2 separate regions of the Homo sapiens genome follow, and region 2 is linked to region 1. Evidence: read pairs that join two places in POLR2A ChIA-PET (ENCODE). Cell type or tissue: GM12878. All regions are shown on one strand. Links, peaks and the distances in the headings refer to the core of each region. The heading gives the core; the rest is flanking DNA.

Region 1 (6,966 bases), core at 1,042-6,041:
CAAATTATGTACAGTGGAATACATGTAGGACTGAAATTATGGGAGCCTTAAATTTATTCTTCACAGGATTTTGAATCAAACAAATATTGATTAAGAATGTTTTGTAGGCCGGGCACGGTGGCTCACACCTGTAATCCCAGCACTTTCGGAGGCCGAGGCGGGCGGATCATGAGGTCAGGAGATCGACACCATCCTGGCTCACACGTGAAACCCTGTCTCTACTAAAAATACCAAAAAAAAAAAAAAAAAAAAAAATTAGCCGAGCGTGGTGGCGGGCGCCTGTAGTCCCAGCTACTTGGGAGGCTGAGGCAGGAGAATGGCATGAACCCGGGAGGCGGAGCTTGCAGTGAGCCGAGATCGCGCTGCTGCACTCCAGAATAATTTTGTATTATTTACAAAAGAATGTTTTGTAAATAATAATATAGTAATGCACTATGAAATAAGAAGTGGTCTGTAAAAGGAAAAAAAAAAAGGCCAAATTTTAAAATCAAAGGGTCACTTATTGTTTCAGGAAATAGCATGTCTTTATCATTGTCACAAAAACCAATAGCAGAAATAGAAATATGCGTCAGTGTTATTTAGGATTGCACTTGAACAATGCTAATTTGCACAAGGCAATTATTTTATAAACTTTTGAGGAATGGGGATTATGTAGAGATGAAGGTTAGAATAAAGGTAGGTATGTAAGCTTGTAGGGAGGAAGATTTGTTTGTCTCTACCCACGAATTGGGCCAATTCCCGGATGTCACATCACAAGCCAGATTCCAGAGGAAATGGCGGTTGACCTTTTATTTCTTGTTCAATGCCATTGGACAAAAACACGAGTTTAACTTTCAAGTTGCTTTTGGCAGAGGCCTTGGGGTTGCTCCTCTGCCCCCAGCTCTTTTCTGAGTGACACACAGAGCCTCAGCCATCCTTAACAGACGTGTTCTGAGTGCTGTTTCTTGGAATAGCAAATAATACGGCCAATACCTAATTTAGAACTTTTATTCTGTGCCAAGTGCTATGAGCTTATTTATGGATTATCTCATTTAATCCTCATTATTATTTATAATGTAGATGTTGTCATTATCTCCATTTTATGGATAATGACACTGAGGCTTAGAGAAGCTAACTCACTTGCCTAAGATTATATAGCCATTAAGTAGCAGTGACCAGATCTGAACCCAGGCAATTTGATTCTAAACTCTCTACTGCCTCTCTTAATGGCTGCCCATCAGGGAATTCACTCTTCATGGTGGATGTAGTGCAAACTTGATAGATAGAATGGAAGGCAAATGTTAAATGCTATATGACTTGCCTTACACTTATTCATGTCAGAGTGGAACTGCCAAAGGTCAGGATTGTTTGGAGGTCCATAAAAATTCTATATTGCTTGTCTTCCCTGTGCAAAGTGCTCATTGAACATCCTATCCCCAACCTACCCGACTCCTTCTCCATCTCTCATGGGGTAAAGAGGGGAAACAAACTCTTTGGCAAAAATAGACATTATGGTGTAAATCAACTAGGTAAATGAACATCCCCCCACCTTATCTTTATAAAGTATGAACATTGAAAGAAAATCAGAGTTTTTAAAAAGGCAAATTTTGCCATTACAATTTGAATAAAGAACTCTTTTGTTTGACAACATAAAGCTTTAGATGAAGTACTATTTTAATATGTAAAAGATTAAGGACAAATTAAAAGCTAAAACATTCTCCGTCAATACTTGAAGTTGAGCAAAAATCACAGGATATAGGTTAAATTTAAACAATTTCCACAGCAAGGATGGTGTTCAAAGTCATCACCCAGTAGGAGGGTGGCCCCTATTCCTGAGTTTTGATCCTTGACCATGATTCCTGGCCTGCAGACACCCAAAGCTGCTTCATCTCACTTTATATCTCTCAGAATGCCCTAGAATTTCTCTCTTTGCTTCTCCAGGAATCCCTATTACCAGCCCCTCCTACTCTCCAATTCTCTGACTCTTGATTTTGGATTATATTTAAAATTGCTATTATTGTACTATGTAGGCCCTTTCTTAAAATTTTAGACTCTCAAATGTTGCAGTCATACACTTCCTTTTTCCAAATTAGAAACTAAGAAAAATAATAGCAGCTCTCTTCTGCTTCCATCCTTCCCCTCTTTACAAAAAAGAATCTTAGAACTCTCAAAATAAAAATATTCTTTTCCATAAATCGGTTCTTCTTCCTGTTGGAACTGTACTTGATCAATATCTCATGACATACTTAATTCTGCTGCTTTCAGCAGTAAGTTTTGGGTAATAATTTTCAGGGACAAGGCAACTCTGCAATATTACCTTATCCATTAACCAATGAATCAGGTAAGAAATTTTGTTTTTCTTCTTTTTCCCTGATAAGCAATTTAAAATACATCTTTTGTAATATTTGGATATGATTTTAAGATAGCACATAAAACTTCCAAAGAATTTCAATTTTGCCATGGACAACTTGCCCTCAAAGTCATTGTCTCCCTCTAGTTTTACTTTCTATTTATTTTTACTTTCTATTTAATTTTCTATTTAAGTTTCATTTTTATGGTAGCTAGACATCCATTGTATGGACTTAATTACTGTACAAAGTGTATAGTGCTCACAATATTTTTAGGGGCCCACAAAAATATATGAATTTTATTTCTAATTCAGAAGGAAAGATATAATGATAATATTTAATAATTAATCCAGCCTGGGGTGTATACCAAAGCAGTCACAAAATATAATTGTGTGTGTGCATGTGTGTGTGTATGTGTATTCTTTTCAATGAAGGAAGGGGCTCTGAAGGCAAAAGTGCTTGGAACTCATGATAGTCATAACACTATGAAAGTGGCTAGCTTCTTTATAGCAAGTGAACATTTTAAAACTGACAGCCATATTCCATATTCTTCAAAGTTTTTATGTTGTTTGTGGTTTTGATGATCATGTGAACCATCCCCACATTATGCAATTTATTGGTCACAAATTAAAACTAAAATGGAGTATAAAGTTCTGAGAATATGAGTCTTGAACAATAAATAAGCCTTCAGGTATTGATATGTTATCTTAATTTGGCTTTAGTCATTCCTTATCATAAGTTTTATTTATTTATTTATTTTTAATATAAACTTAAAATAAAATCCTACCCCCCTTCCCCACCAACTGAACAAACCCCCATTGTGCCCAAGAGAACTCCAGGAAAACCTTAAAACTGAGTTCCCAGCCATGATGGAATGGGAGGTCAGACACATCTCATTAAACCCTTTCTCTTTTATGGTTTAGACAGAACAACTGATCAGCATTAATGTTAAAATAGAGATCATAAGACTGACAGAACAAACTCTTCGTGGCAGTAAGATACCATATTACACCATGATACAAACAGGACCTAAGGCCATGCCAGGCAAGGATTAATTCACGCACCCCCTACACTTAAGTAATAAACTAGGTTTTTCTTTTTCTCTGTCAGCTAAACAAGCACTGGCTTCGAGATAAGCAATATTAAAACAATTTGCACCTCTACCAGATTCTGACCCCCACTCCCTGTTCCACCCACTCCCTGTTCCACCAGCCATAGCTATAGCTTTGATTGGACAAGAGACTGATTTCAATAACTTTCTCCTGATCAGAAGATCATGGACCATGGACTGGTTCTGGGCGGTTTACAGATATTGTGCACTTGTATGCCTTCCTGCCCTGAAAGAAACTTTTGATTTATAGGGCCTAATTGTAAATACATTTAAATGTTAAGTCTCCACCCCAAAGTAAACATGGGTCATGTTACATGCATGTTTGTTCAATAAGCATGTAACATCCAATATGTGTCAGGACCACCCTCATGAATATTCATAGCTCCTCCTATACCTGTTGAATATGTACGTTTAGCCAACCTGTTCAGCATAAAGCTCCCACTCCAAGCACTCCTCCTGTGAAGTGCCTGTCTCTGGTCTTGCGGGAGGCATTTTTCTAAATGCCTTTAGAAGAAACAAAGTCTTTCCTTTTCTAAATCTACATTTATAAATCCTATTTTTTTTTAAGTTAACATAAGACAAGGTTTTTACATGTAACATTATTGGCTTTGTTTACCTTTATTATTTTCCAAAACTATGGCACCATCTACTGGTAGTTTAAAGAACGGTTCTACATGCTTAGATAATGGAAACGGTTCAATCCTACATCCCATGTATTTACAAAAGACAGTTCACATTACTCCCTCCTCCTCTTGCCAATTCAATGCCTTTTAAAAAATCTACTCTGTCCCTTAAAAGTCCGTTTTTACCTCTCCAGCAATGCCATCTACTTCTGTAGTTTCTATTGAACCATAATGTTCAAACTCCAACTCTGATATTTTTTCCTGATGTTTTCCTAGCTTTGTCTTTTCAACTGCTAACTGAACTGGATACCTTTTCAACTCCAGCTGAAAGGCATCAGCTGGATTAAGGATGGCTGCTGTTAAGCCATCTCTGGCAGCACCTCATACACATCAGAAGTCCATCTTTGTCTCATCTCACATAGGACAACTCTCTGTTGTACTTTGCCTTTATTTCCAGAAACTGCCTTCTGTGTCCATACCTTCTGCTTTTGTAGTCCAGCTCACTCACTTAACTCACATCTTTGTCATCTATGCCTTTCTCTATGGAAATTTTCTGGCGCTGACCTATTTCTGGCTATGGAACCTCTCAACTATGATTTCCTCCCCTTGCTGGATCATTCCTGACAGCAACTCTCGGATGCTGCATTCTCTGAAGCACTTAGATGCTTAGAGCCCTTAGATGAGGGCTCAGACTAGCCCTTGGTCTACCAGTAGTTATACTGGCTGCTTATCAGAGTGCTGGGAACCCTTCTTAAAACTCCAGATACTCAGATCTCTCCTCAAGGGATTTGATTCAGTAGCTCTACTGGAGACCCTGGGAATTTTAATAAATGCCTCAGAAGATTTCTGGTACAGCTGTTTCATTTGGGAACCAACAGCCACAAGATAAATTATGTGTCACAGAACACAAAGCTCTGCGTAAACTGGCCCAAGTCTATCGCTGTGGTTTCATATTTTGCCATCTGATCTGCCATTCTTCTGTAGGCATTTTCCTTATTCCTTGTTCTTTCTCTTTTTGCTCCTTCCTAGTTGGAAAATTTCCTCTCATCTTTTTTTTTTAATTTTAATTTTAATTTTTTGAGATAGAGTTTCGCTCTTGTCACCCAGGCTGGAGTGTGGCATTGTGATCTCGGCTCACTGCAACTTCTGCCTCCCAGGTTCAAGCAATTCTCGTGCCTCAGCCTCCCGAGTAGCTGGCACTACAGGCGCCCGCCACCATGCCTGGCTAATTTTGTATTTTTGGTAGAAACAGGGTTTCACCATGTTGGCCAGACTGGTCTTGAACTCCTGACCTCAGGTGATCTGCCCACTTTGGCCTCCCAAAGTGCTAGGATTATAGGCATGAGCCATCATGCCCGGCCTTCTTCTTATCTTTTAAATCACAGGTCAAATATCATCTTCTCTTTAGGGATTCCTTGTATTCTTCTTTTGCCTCCCTTTTCATTAAGCAAAATTAATCTTTCTTTTAGCTGTGCCACTATACCTCAATTGGAGCTCACATCACAGAGTCAGATTCACACTCTGAATCCAGGTGTTTATGTCCTAAAAAACCTAGAGAGTAAGTGATCATTAAAACATGGTCTATGGATCTCCTGCTTCACAATCATCTAGGGTGTGTGATCAGTGAAAGATTTTCACTGCAGATCTATTGAATTAGACTCTCTGGGGATGAAGTCTGCAATTGGTAAAATTAGTGCAGGTAAGTCTTCTGCTCATTAAAATTTGAGAACCATGGTTCTATCAGCTGTAGAAATTCAGGACATCAGCTGAAGTGACAATTCTTCCATGAACTGCATTAATCAACAGGACATATGTCAGGAGCTCAGAGCACTCACATCTTTATCAGCAGCAAGGCCAAGGGGTTGGCTTCAGTTATTGGTGTTGAAGTTAGCGTTAGCGGTACCACTGCTTACTTTTCTTTTGTTTGTTTTTAAACCATTGGTTTTCCTTTTAAACAGGCCTCCCAATTAAAAACAATGCTAGGTAAAAGAAAATATACTTGAGAGCAGCATCTTATTTATGTGTTAAACCATGGTTCTTCTCCTAAAACCTTAACATTCCCTGGCCTTAGAATTTATTATAATCCTAAATTTAAGAGGATGATCTATATTGTTATATTGTCATCTTCATTTCCCTCTTATGCACTTATTGAGATTAGGACCCATATCTAATTGCTCCTCAGTCTTTTTAACCTGGAATCTCCAGGTTTTTTAAAAAAATAATTTCAACTTTTATTTTAGATAAAGAGGGTATATGTGCAAATTTGTTACATGGTCATATTGTGTGATGCTAAGGTTTGGGATATGATTGAATTTGTCACTGAAGAAGTGAGCATAGTACCCAATAGTTTATTTTTCAACCCTTGCCTCCCTCCCTTCCTCCCCACCTCTAGTAGTCCCCAATGCCTATTGTTCCCATCTTTATGTCCATGAGTACCCAGTGTTCAGCTCCCACTTGTAAGTTAGAACATGCAGTATTTGGTTTCTGTTCCTGCATTAATTTGCTTAGGATAATGGCCTCCATCTGCATCCATATTGCTGCAAAGGACATGATTTCATTCTTGTTATGGCTGCATAGCATTCCATGGTGTATATGTACCACATTTTCCTAATCTAATCAACTGCTGATGGACATCTTGTTTGATTTTATGTCTTTGCTATTGTGAATAGTGCTGCAATGACATATGGGTGCATAGTGTCTTTTTGGTAGAATGATTTATTTTCTTTGGGGCATATACCTAGTAATGGGATTTCTGGGTTGAATGGTTGTTCAACTCTTAGTTCTTTGAAAAATCTTTAAACTGCTTTCCACAGTGGCTAAACTAATTTACATTCCTTCCAACAGTGAATAACCATTCCCTTTACTCCACAGCCTCACTAGTATCTGCTGTTTTTTTGACTTTTTA
Region 2 (5,983 bases), core at 1-5,000, 170 kb before region 1:
AAATAATAATGAACGCTTTAATAATGAAAGAGCAATTGGTTAGTATTAGAATTGTTTTGATTACAAAGTTAGCATCTCTGCCTGAGCTACCCAACCCCAAAGCGGGGTTGTTAGAGGAAAGCTACCATATTTCATAGAACCGAGGAAGGAATGCAGCAGACCTCAGGTGAGATTCGAATGCTCTGGCTCTGACCCTCAATGCATATTGGCTCCATGGCCACCTGTAGCTCCCAAGTTTTACACGTTATTGATCCCCCAAAGAGACCTGATCTCTTGATTTCAGTTCCAGGGACGGGTCAGCTTGGGTCAGGTGCCCACCCCTTCACCAATCAACTTGTCTCAGGTAACGCAGTCACATTATATAATGGCTGCTCTGGTCAGTGATCATGTGGATAGATACAGCATTTTCTCAAAAAAATGGTCACAGGGGTGGGGGTGGGGCAAACAAAAATATTGGTGTTTGATACAAGGTACTGAAGCTAAGATGTGAAACCTTCCATATACACTTTAAGGACTTCTTTGTCCCTGGAAAGTGATTTTTCTGGGGCTCCTTAGGTAGAGAGGTGTATTAATGGTGCCAGTGTTAGAATCCTTGGCAGTCTCTTCTTGAACCTGCAACTCCAGTGGTTAAATCTCATAGGCCATATAACCATTTTCTAGAGAATTCTGTTCCTACTATCTAATGCAGTAACTGACTTAAAAGTAAGTATTACTGTTAGACTCTAACATAAGTGGTGGTATTTGTTTTAATGGAGGTGGGATCAGGTATGTGTTCACTTAAGCTTTACATTAAAAAAAAATTTATATGTGTAAATAAATATATATGCCTTGTAGAAAAATTAGCCATAATCTTACTACCAGAAGAGAACTACTGTTAACTTTGTGTGTGTGTATATGTGGTGGATGGTTTTATGTTACCTCCTGGCTCTTTTTATGTTTCCAATTCTCTAACACTTGTTTAATTAATTACTTATATTATTAAGATAACAGGCTTTGTTATTATTTTACTAAGTGGACCATGATTGAAACTATCAGTCTCCATTTCAGGTGGTGACCAAGATGAGCCCTACGACAAGTGGGTGGAATTTAATAGGTTTCTAGTTGGTATGGGTTGTCCTCAGATCCAACCTATTCAACCTACATGAAAATACTTATTTGTCCTTTACCTCTTAAGCAATGAACTTAGGGCTGGGAGCACTGGTGAAGAAACTGGGATGGCATTAGGTTCAGCTCTGTTGCTGGTTTCATAATTTTGTTGCTGATGGAAGGCTACCAAGGGACTAGAGATGAACCAGTTTGGCCCTGCTTAGTGGCAACAGTAAAATAACTGCTTGAAGGCCCAAATCAAGACAGTGACTTTTTTTTTTTTTTTTAGACTACTCAAGTGCAGTAGTCAGAAGGGGGGAAAAGAGTAGAACAAGAAATTCAATCTGTAACTGACTATGAACAATCAACTGAGCTAATTCAACAGTGACATTTTAAAACAGAAAACTTCTGAGATTAGACAGTCACAATAAGGTGTGACAATGAAATTTCCCCTTAGTTCACAGTACCTTTTTATAATAATATCACTTTCGGCATCTTGAAAGTTTTTTAATCCTTCAAAGTTAGGTTAGACACATTCTTTTTTTTTTTGAGTCAGAGTTTCGCTCTTGTTGCCCAGGCTAGAGTGCAATGGCGCGATCTCGGCTCACTACAACCTCTGCCTCCCGGGTTCAAGCAATTCTCCTGCCTCAGCCTCCAGAGTAGCTAGGATTACAGGCATGCTCCACCACGCCTGGCTAATTTTGTATTTTTAGTAGAGATGGGATTTCTCCGTGTTGGTCAGGCTGCTCTTGAACTCCTGACCTCAGGTGATCTGCCTGTCTTGGCCTCCCAAAGTGCTGGGATTACAGGCATGAGCCACCGCACCCGCCCAGGTTAGACACATTCTTTTTAATAGCTAAGCAAAAAAATCCCCTGAAGCCCCCAAAACTCTGAAAACAATACTGACCTAATTTCTACCGGAAAGAATTGTACAGTGTTGAGTGTGGGCTCTGAGTCATACTGCTTGGGTTTATCTACCATTCCTGTAATTTGACATAACTCAGATTCCTTTTTTGAAAAACAAGGATTAAATAGTGCCTCCTTCATAGGGTCTCTGTGAATATCAGAGATAAAGTATGTAGTCTCCTTACCACAGCATTTACACACAGTACCTGCTCCTCTGAGTAGCATGGGGCAGAGTTAGGTCCTCATTTTTAATGGTCTCATATAAGATTTCTGAACTACAGAGGACATTACTATATCTGGGTAGGAGGAAATAAATCTTTAAATTTGAAATAATAATATACAATTTTAAATATCATTTTCCAAATTTAATTTCATTTTCACCTTTAATATTTCCTAAGGATTCAAGAATCAGATGCAGGGATTCTGTTTCTCTCCATTTTTATTGTTATTGTTGTTGTTGTTTTACATTTAGGATTTCAATGTGGAATCTCAGATTTCTTTTGTGAACTCCTTTACTGTCAGACAATTAACCAGAAATACCAAATAAATGAAGATGGGAAAACACTACATATTTAACATAAAATCTTTTTTAGATGTCTGTATTCTCAAGAAATTATGATTAGGACATGTTTACATAGTTAAACGAAACCTCTGGCCTCTGCTAGAAAAATATATTTATCTATTGAAAAAAAAGCGGGCATAATTCCAAAATATATCATTTCAAAAGTTCTAGTGTTACCAGTGGTGAGTATGGGCACGCTCCATAGTCCTTGATCTTTGTCTTCTTGGGAGAAAGAATTCAGCCAAGAGACAGAATTATATTTAAGGCAGAAACAAGAGTTTATTGAAGCAAAAAAAAGTACACTTGGATGGAACGAAGGGGGACGTCAAAAGATTGAGTACCCAGCTTGACCTTTGTCTTAGGGCTCTTAGAGATTTATTATTTCCTATTTTTTTCCCCATCTCTTCCCTCCCTGTATGTGCAGTGGTTTGCCAGTATCTGGAAGGGCCTTTTGGTGATTGAAGTTATGCACATGCTCTCTTAGGGCAATTTTCCCTTACTGGGCTAGCACTCCCGGCCAAGCCCCATGGGAAGGTCATATATTTGTCAAACTCTGTCATTTTGCCCCTTACTGCGCATGTCTGGTCATGCCCCCAGAGGAAGGCCAAACTCTGCCATCTTAAATTCTTATTGGGAAGTTGTTGCCCATGAGCTCAAGATGTCTCCTGTTAGATTTTCCCTTCCCTGTCACCAGCCCTCACAGTCTTTGTGGCGCTGTCCTGCCCTGTTCATATCTGCCTATCTACTCTAAAGCTAGTATCTTTTAAATAAAAACCCTTCTATAACTCCACATCCCCTTCCAGCTACCCCATTTCTCTGCTCTCTTTTCAAATTGTCTGCATTAGCTGTTCTTTATTCTTCATCCCCAACTCCCCAGTTTCCATCCCTTCATTTGTGTAACTGTCTCCAAATGCAACTAAAGCAGCGGACCTCTTTTCAAAGCATTTGCTATTGTTGAGCCCTCTTATTTCCTGGCTCCTGTGACACTATTCTCTGGTTCCTGCATTCCTCCTGTATCTGTTTCTTTTGACGACTGTTTCACTACCCCCAACTTCTAAATGTCAACACTTAGTGGGGCTTTTCTGCCTATGTGCTCCCCTGGGGTGAACTCAGCTGGTTTAATGACTTAAAATACCATTTTCCTACTAATGACTCCCAAACTTGAACCTAGACCTCTTTCTTGGGCTGCAGACATATATCCCATCACCTACTTGACATCTTCATCCAAATATCTTATGAACACCTCAAAGTTAACTTTTCAAATAGAACTCTTTCATTTTCCCCACTTTCCCAAACCTGTTCCTCCCATTACACTGAAGTCAAATCAGAACCAAGAAGTTATAGTTAAGGGCACTTGCAGCTACTAGGCTGGCTGTCAGACATCTATAGATTTGGCCAGTAGGGAGACAATGAGTCCAAATAGATTGAGACAGTTTATTATTTACACAGACAGCAAAAGCAGTATCAGGATGGAGTCAGCTCCCTGTATACCTGGTCCTTAGGGACATCCCTGGATGACACTGAACCAAGGGGACAAGATGACAGATGACAAGTAGAAATAGCTCTGTTGAGGAGCCAACTCTAAACTATAGCTAAACATTTTTATAGTCGGTATCTGCACCTGAATGAGAGTGAGGTCACTGGAAACCAGCTGGATGAGAAATTGCCTCACGGCAGCCTTTTGCAAGACAGGGAGGTATTTTGCAAGATAAATGGCCCTTTGACAGCTCCTTTACGATGGCCTATCTTGCCATGGAGGATCCAGAGAGGATCACGATGTTTTCTACCAAGACCTGTGTCAGACTGTGGTTGAGTTTTGCCTACGTGGACTATGTGCAGTGAGCAAGGTAGCCACGGCACCATGCCAGATGTGTTACCCCTACAGTAGTATCTGATTCTACCCCTTCCTTTAGTCTTATATCCAACCCATCAGAAAATCCTGATGATTCTACCTCTAAAACAAATCTGCTCTGCCTTTTCACAGCCATTGTAAACCCAAGGCACACTATATTCCATTGGGAGTGCTATATATCCACTCTTGCCTTCTTACAATCCATTCTCTACACAGCAACTAAAGCAATCGTTTGAAAATGTGTATATGATGACTGTACATCCTTGCTTACAAAAAATTTCAGTGGCTTTCTATTACACATCAAATAAAACTCATTCTTGGTCTACAAGGTCTTGCATCATCTGGCCCTTAACTACCACTCCAGTATCATCTCATACCACTCTTCCCCCTCACTCATGATGCTTCATTCCCAGTGGTCTTTTTATTCACAGAACATAACAAACTCTTTCCCACCTCAGGTACTTTGTACTTGCCGTTCCCTTTGCTTATAACATGCTTCATACCAGGTTTTACTTGACTGTTTCCTGCTTAACAATTAGGTTTTAGCCAAGTAAACAATTAACAAGTTAACAACTAAAACTTAAAACAATTAAGTTTTAGCCAAGCTATCTCCTCAGAGAGGATTGTCCTGACCTATGAGAAGTAGTCAATTGGCCCCCAGTTACTCTCTCTCCTATAATCTTGTATATTTTCTAACTGTGACCTGTGATTTTCTTGCATGTATGTTTACTTATTATTGTCTCTCTCTCTCACCAGAATGGTAAGCAAAGAGCAGAGACCTTATATGTCTTTGTACTTCTATGTCCCTAACACCCACCAGACACAGTTCCAATAATATTAAATACTATTCCAATATTTGCTGAATAAGTTATTTCTAGTACTTTTTATAAACACAAAACAAAACGTTAACTTTTTTTTAACAGTTAAAACACATTTTCTAGTTCCATCTTGCTTTCTTAATTTACTTTTGTCTTCACATCAGATTTAATAAAATAATTACAAGTCAGGAATCAGAATACCTGCATGTTTATGGAGTAAAACCAATAATAGTCAAATAACTTATTACCTTTAAGTGTAAAAATGTGTTTATTCACAACCATTTGTAAATTACCATTTGTTACCATTCCTTCAAAAAATTCTTTATGAACAAAAAGCCAAGAAAAATTACAATCGTAGCTTATGCCAAACCAAAAATATACATCTGATGTATACAAACTTTAAAAAGCATTAACACAGGCAATGTGAATATAGATTACCTTAAAAATATTTCCAAGACACAGCTACAACTTAAATTATGTTAAGACAGATATAAATAATAGCATTACCTAATGTATTATATTTACATATTTAAAGTATCATATTAATTTCTATGACATAAAAAAGGAGATAAAACTACAGATGTCATTGCTTAGCAGTTCAAATATTGAAAGGGCCACATGATTTTTTTTTTTAAGCACAGCAAGAACTTTAGGTTACTATTTATATCTGGACCTTCCTATATTTATAAGAACATGCACCGTCATTGTTGCAAGAGGAAAAAAAATTAAAAACATTAAGGAAAAACCAAAAAACAGTTT

What was found. ChIA-PET counts read pairs that join two places held together with the same protein. Peaks named below come from ENCODE experiments on the same cell type or tissue, not always from the same donor. Only the 100,000 strongest peaks of a DNase experiment are listed, where the experiment ranks them.
Region 2: POLR2A ChIA-PET joins it to region 1 with 13 read pairs; 3 of 35 experiments call an interaction of 5 or more read pairs at or near these places.

The regions. Positions count from the first base shown.
Region 1 is chr4:112,096,983-112,103,948 of GRCh38, reverse strand. The region is part of intron 1 of LINC02945 (long intergenic non-protein coding RNA 2945); the gene reads left to right. Among named protein-coding and RNA genes, the nearest start is that of LINC02945, 12 kb to the left of the region's middle. In GM12878, for the core only: a CTCF peak has its summit at 4,090 (motif pointing left); a DNase peak (open chromatin) is centred at 4,048.
Region 2 is chr4:112,269,541-112,275,523 of GRCh38, reverse strand. It overlaps AP1AR (adaptor related protein complex 1 associated regulatory protein), which reads right to left. Exons shown (of 10, transcript NM_018569.6): 10 at 2,414-5,983. TIFA (TRAF interacting protein with forkhead associated domain) reads left to right here. Exons shown (of 2, transcript NM_052864.3): 2 at 1-987. Among named protein-coding and RNA genes, the nearest start is that of TIFA, 13 kb to the left of the region's middle. RefSeq lists an enhancer at 4,026-4,145. In GM12878, for the core only: no CTCF peak of the experiment used is centred there; no DNase peak of the experiment used is centred there; H3K4me3 peaks cover 1,578 bases; H3K27ac peaks cover 2,002 bases.